Regions from separate parts of the Homo sapiens genome. Here region 2 is linked to region 1. A link is an interaction called in ENCODE POLR2A ChIA-PET data of the cell type or tissue named here. Cell type or tissue: Panc1. All regions are shown on one strand. Links, peaks and the distances in the headings refer to the core of each region. The heading gives the core; the rest is flanking DNA.

The links. Peaks named below come from ENCODE experiments on the same cell type or tissue, not always from the same donor. Only the 100,000 strongest peaks of a DNase experiment are listed, where the experiment ranks them.
Region 2: POLR2A ChIA-PET joins it to region 1 with 12 read pairs; 3 of 35 experiments call an interaction of 5 or more read pairs at or near these places.

Annotation. Positions count from the first base shown.
Region 1 is chr2:171,765,207-171,768,117 of GRCh38, forward strand. No RefSeq gene overlaps it. Among named protein-coding and RNA genes, the nearest start is that of DYNC1I2, 79 kb to the left of the region's middle. RefSeq lists a silencer at 1,779-1,979. In Panc1, for the core only: no CTCF peak of the experiment used is centred there; no DNase peak of the experiment used is centred there.
Region 2 is chr2:172,097,460-172,100,370 of GRCh38, forward strand. DLX2 (distal-less homeobox 2) reads right to left here. Exons shown (of 3, transcript NM_004405.4): 3 at 1,979-2,911. Among named protein-coding and RNA genes, the nearest start is that of DLX2, 4.0 kb to the right of the region's middle. RefSeq lists a silencer at 1,654-1,883. In Panc1, for the core only: no CTCF peak of the experiment used is centred there; no DNase peak of the experiment used is centred there; H3K4me3 peaks cover 1,535 bases; H3K27ac peaks cover 2,416 bases.

The DNA.
Region 1 (2,911 bases), core at 263-2,762:
TTGTCATACTGGAAAGCTAGGAAGCTATCAAAGATTCCTGAGGGCCAAACACAGTGGCTCATGTCTAATCCCTGTGCTTTGGGAGGCCAAGGCAGGAGGACTGCTTGAGCTCAGGAGTTTGAAACCAACCTGAGCAATATATTAGGTTGGTGCAAAAGTAACTGTGGAAACTGCAACCTAAAAGCAAGACCCCTGTCTATACAAAAAATCAAAAAAACAAAAACAAAAAACACAAAAAACCAGCAGGTGCAGTAGCATGTATCCGTAGTCCTAGCTACTCATGAGGCCGCGGTAGGAGGATCACTTGAGCCAAGGAGTTTGAAACCAGCCTAAGCAACATACCAAGACCCCATCTCTTAAAAAAAAAAAAAAAAATCCTGAGGTAATATCGGTAGGACTTAGAAGTTAATTGCAAGAGGCTCCCACTGGCCGAAGATGAGACAACTTGAGTATTAAAAAAAAAAAAGACCAGGCGGCCATGGTGGCTCACACCTGTAATCTCAGCACTTTGGGAGGCTGAGGCGGGCAGATCACCTGAGGTTGGGAATTGGAGACCAGCCTGGCCAACATGGTGAAACCCTGTCTCTACTAAAAATACAAAAATTAGCCTGGCATGGTGGTAGGTGCCTGTAATCCCAGCTACTTGGGAGACTGAGGCACGAGAATCGCTTGAACCTGGGAGGTCGAGGCTGCAGCGAGCTGAGCTCATGCCACTGCACTCCAGCCTGGGTGAGAGAGCAAGACTCTATCTCAAAAAAAAAAAAAAAAAAAAAAAAAAATCCAAAGGTTTAAAACATATCAAATATGTTTAATTCTTTGACACTTCTCAAAGAAATTCTCATTGTTCATCTCTGGAAGATGCTGGGGAAATATTTTGAAAACAAAAAAATCAAGCATTTATCCTGTTTTTCCCCTCTGTGTAACCAAATAATTGTTACGTTTCTCTTTATAAAAGTATCTCAGCTAATATGTAAGATATAATAGAATACCACCATTTTGCAACTCCTGATGAAATAATGGTTGAAGGTAATTATCAAAGGCTGCTAGTTACCAAAAGAGACATTATTCTGTGCCTTCTTTTGGATGTACACGTAACACACCCACAAAGTATTCTTTTTTTTTTTTTGAGACAGAGTCTCGCTCTGTCGCCCAGGCTGGAGTGCAGTGGCGCAATCTCGGCTCACTGCAAGCTCCGCCTCCCAGGTTCACACCATTCTCCTGCCTCAGCCTCCCCAGTAGCTGGGATTACAGGCACCTACCACCATGCCAGGCTAATTTTTGTATTAGCCTGGCATGGTGGTAGGCTAATTTTGTATTAGGACTACAGGCGCCCGCCACCACACCCAGCTAATTTTTTGTATTTTTTAGTAGAGACAGGGTTTCACCGTGTTAGCCAGGATGGTCTCAATCTCCTGATCTCGTGACCCACCCGCCTCGGCCTCCCAAACTGCTGGGATTACAGGCATGAGCCACCGCACCCGGCCTCCACAAAGTATTCTTACCAAAAAAAAAAAAAAAAATTGATCATAAATGCTGTCAAGCCTCTAGAACATAACTACCAATTTATAGAAAATTCAGGGAAATAGAAACAGCTAAACACCACCACAAGGATGCAATCACCAAAATTGAGAATGTAGGAAACTACAGGACAAACAGGCTGAAGTCTTATGTGCAAGTAAAAAAGAGGAGGAGAGGGAAACCAAAGACTAAAAAGAGATTTAGGAGTGAAATCAATCATATTCCATGTATGGACTTCACTTGGATACTGATTCAAACTGTGTGAGTGTGTGTGTGAGAGAGAGAGAAGGAAAGAGAGACTGACAGACACAGTTGGGGAAATGGTAGTGTTAGATTTAAGAGAGAGATCAACTATATTCCATGTATGGACTTTACTTGGATACTGATTCAAACTGTGCATGTATATGTGTATGTCTGTGTGTGTGTGTGTGTGTGTGCATGCATGCGCGAGAGAGAGAGAAGGAAAGAGACTGACAGAGTTGGGGAAATGGTGGTGTTATGTATTTTTTTCAAAAGTCCTTAACACTTAGAGGTATATAAGGAAATATTTCTGGGTGATCTGATATCTGGGGTTTGTTTCAGAATAATTCAGTAAGGGTGGAAGAGACATGGATGAAGTATAATTGAAACAGGATTAGCTATGAGTTGATCATTTTTGAAGCTGCGTGATGAGTAAAAATTGTAAATATTACAGTATTCTGTTTACTTTGTATACATTTGAATTTTTCCAAAAGTTAAGTCAATACAGCATATACCTTTGTTAATAAATTTGAAAACCTTGACAATATAGAAGAAAAACTAAGGAAAATATAAATTGGTGAAGTTGATCTAAGAAGTAAAAACTTAAATAGACCAGTAAACCAAAAAGAAGTTGAAAAGGTTACCAAAGATTACTCCCTTGAAATACGTAAGCTTTTTTTTTTGAGACAGGGTCTCATTCTGTCACCCAGGCTGGAATACAGTGTCACGATTTCAACTCACTGCAACCTCTATCTCTAGGGCTCAACTGATTCTCCCATCTCAGCCTCAGTAGCTGGGACCACAGGTACATGCCACCTCTCCTGGCTAATGCTTGTGCTTTTTTGTAGAGACAGGATTTCGCCATGTTGCCCAGGCTGGTCTCGAACTGGTGGGCTCAAGTGATCTGCCTGCCTTGGCCTCCCAAAGTGCTGAGAATACAGGCACGAGCGACCACGCCTGGCTGAAAGACATAAGCTTTAAAGGCACAATTTCTAGAGCTTTAGTAACAGCTATTCTAGAAACTAGAAAACGATGGAAAATGCAGTGGACACCAAACCAGACATGGACAGTACAAAGTCAAAACAAAAGAATAAGCCAATCTCAGGAATGAACAAAAATGCAAAAATTGAACACGTGTGGATTAAGATATCAC
Region 2 (2,911 bases), core at 199-2,698, 330 kb after region 1:
TGCCCGTCTCTCCCCGCTGGTTTCGGGAGGAGGGAGGGGAGTGCGTGCAAAGGAGGGGAGGGCACAGTCACCCTCAGGAGGAAGGCTGGCACCAGTTAGTGGCACTAAAAAGAAAAAAAAAACAAAAAAAAAAGAAACAAAACCCACAGAATTTGGAGCTGGGGTGCGGGTGGTGGACAGGGATGGGGGTCTGCCAGGCAGCGGTTGCTTAGGGAAACCCAGGATCATAGGTCAATGGGCTTCAACCCAGGCCTCCCTAGCCTGGGAAAACAATGCAAAAATGCAATGGGACACTGGATCGTGTAGCCCCCCTGCTTTTTCCAAAGCCGCAACTCTCTGGACCGCATGGTTGTAAACCAGACTCAGAGAAGGCCCCAAAGCAATCTGCTCAGAAAAGTCATGATTCTCCTCAGGATGATGCCACTGAGCCCAGAAAGTCACCTCCGCCCCGTGTCTGGTTTTGGCAGATAAGTTGAAGACACACAGCACAGATGGCCTCATCCTAGAGGAGACGAAGCCTGGACCTGGCAGGCGGGGCTCTGTGGCTGGCACCCAGCCCCTCTGCAGTAGGGGAGAATCCCTTCAGAGGGCATGGCTGAGGTTCAAACCCCAGGTAGGAAGGGGCTTTCCCAGCCCCAGGATGTTGCTCTTCCACACAAAGTGAAGTTGGAAAGCCTCTGGGTAACTGTGGGTTTCATACCCCTCTCTGGGGGTAGTGAAAAAACAGTAATACTAAATATTAAATAGATATAATTTAGTGAGTTGTTACCATGTGCCAGGCACTGTTACACTGTTGCCTCATTAAATGCTCACAACTGCAAGCTATAGCTGTTAATATTTCTCCTATCTTACAGATCTGCAAACTGTAACACAGGGTGGTTAAATGGGTTCCCCAAGGTCACACAGTCAGTGATTGAAGCCAGGAAGCTTCCAACTGCGGGCCCTAGCACTTTCAGGGAAAGGCCCTAGCACTTTCAGGGACCTTCATTAACCACCAACCCCTGGCCTTTGTAGGGAATGCCAGAAAGCAGGGTCACCTCCAAAGTTGTAAGCTGGTTGTGTGGGGCCCAAGGTAGAAAGCAGAGCCCAGTGGTGTGTGGACATCCCCCCCACCAAGAGTATGAAGTGGAAAGATGCCACTCTCATACCAGTGTATATAAGTCTGTGAGTAAGTATACATGAGTGTGCATATGTGAGTTTGTCTATCAGTGTGTAAGGGTATGAATGCGAGTGTGCATGACTTCGTGTGTCAGTGTTGTAAGAGTGTGATGGAGTATGAGTGTGTGATGTGACGGTGTTCGAGTGTGTGTCATTGTGTGTGCGCCTGAGAATATTTGAGCATGAGTGTGACTGTGAGAGTGTGTATCAGTATGGGTGAGTGTGTGCTAGTATAGATGGGCCTGTGACAGTGTGCTCAGTGTGTGATTGTGTGTTTGCGCGCGCTCGAGCACGGCCCCGTGTCGTTGGGGTCGGCTTGCATTCCAGAGCAGCCAGCCATGCCTCCCGAGGGTGACTCACAGAGCTCTCAGTTCAGTCCCGAAGGGCGGTGGGACAAACGGAGGGGAAGGTTCAAAGTAGGGTTCCGACCCTCAGGCTGCTGCAGAGCTCAGGTCCCTGACAGGAGGTCCCCCGCGGCGGCTGGGGTGCCGAGCCTGGCCATCTAGGCGGGCGCGGGGGCGGTGGCGCCGGCGCCGGAGGGGCAGGGCAGGCGGAGGCTGGAGCCGCTCCGCGCTGAGTGAGTCACCCCGCCGCCGGCCGGAGAATCCCTCGCGGGGACTCGGGAGGGGGCGGGGCGTGAAACCCCCGGTGCGGCCCCACGCCCAGCGCGCCTGTCCTCTCCTTGCCGCACCTCGCGGTGTCGCAGCCTCGGAAAGATGTAAACGTAGCTCTCGGCCGGCTGGCTTCCCGGCCTGGGCAGCGGCTTGAGCTCTGAGCACGTGACTGACCGGACCCTGGCACCAAGAAAAAAGCGCACACATCCAATGAAAACAATAATTTATTTAAATAATCTCTTCATATTGTAAAATCAACATTAAGAGCATGTTGTTTTCATAATAAATAACCCCAAAATACCTTTCATTTCAACAACAAAGACTTTAGGATACGATAAAACAAATCCAAATCAGTAGCTTAATTTAACTGAAATGTTTTTAAAGGAAAAAATAAAAAGGAGGGGTTGCTGAGGTCACTGCTAAACTGCAGTTTTCACAACTGGGGGTTTACAAAAAAGTCTGAAAAGATGAGTATTTTTATACAAATAAATCAGTGGGAAAATCTGCACAGACACCTTTATTTACAAACTCTGTGTCCAAGTCCAGGCTAATAATCCTGAATAGGTTTTAAAAAAGATAATTTAAACACATTTTTGCAGTGTTCACATATTAAAAAATCATTTTTTCAACGTCAAAATGAGGTCATCCGCAAAGGCACCTAAACTTTTAAAAAAATAACAAATAAAAAAACTCCACTGGTGATGGATGAGGAGAGAGCTGAGGGAGCGCTCCTGGGGGAGCGCGGTGGGGGTAAGATAAGGGATGGGGGCTCCGAGGGCTGGGAACTGCAGGAAGGAAAGAAGCGGCGGGGCCGCCCGGGTCAAGGGGCCACGTGGGGGAGGGCGGGCAGGCGGGACCGGGAGGTCAATAACTGCAGCGTCCGAGCTGAGCCCAGGGGAGCGGGCGAGGAGAAAGAAGCCTCAGAGCGCCCGGGAAGCCTCGCGCGCCTGGGAGGCTTCCATCTCCCGGGACCCAGCTCTCAGCCCGGGGCGAGGAAGGCGCCAGACAGGCTCACCCGGAGGGGAGGGAAGGCAAGTCCGAGGCGGGGCTCGAAACAGCCGAGACCCGGGGCTCAGGTCAGAAATGCGGCCTTTTAGGGAGGCCTTTGCCAAGCTGCTGTCCGGTTCCCCCGAGAGAGG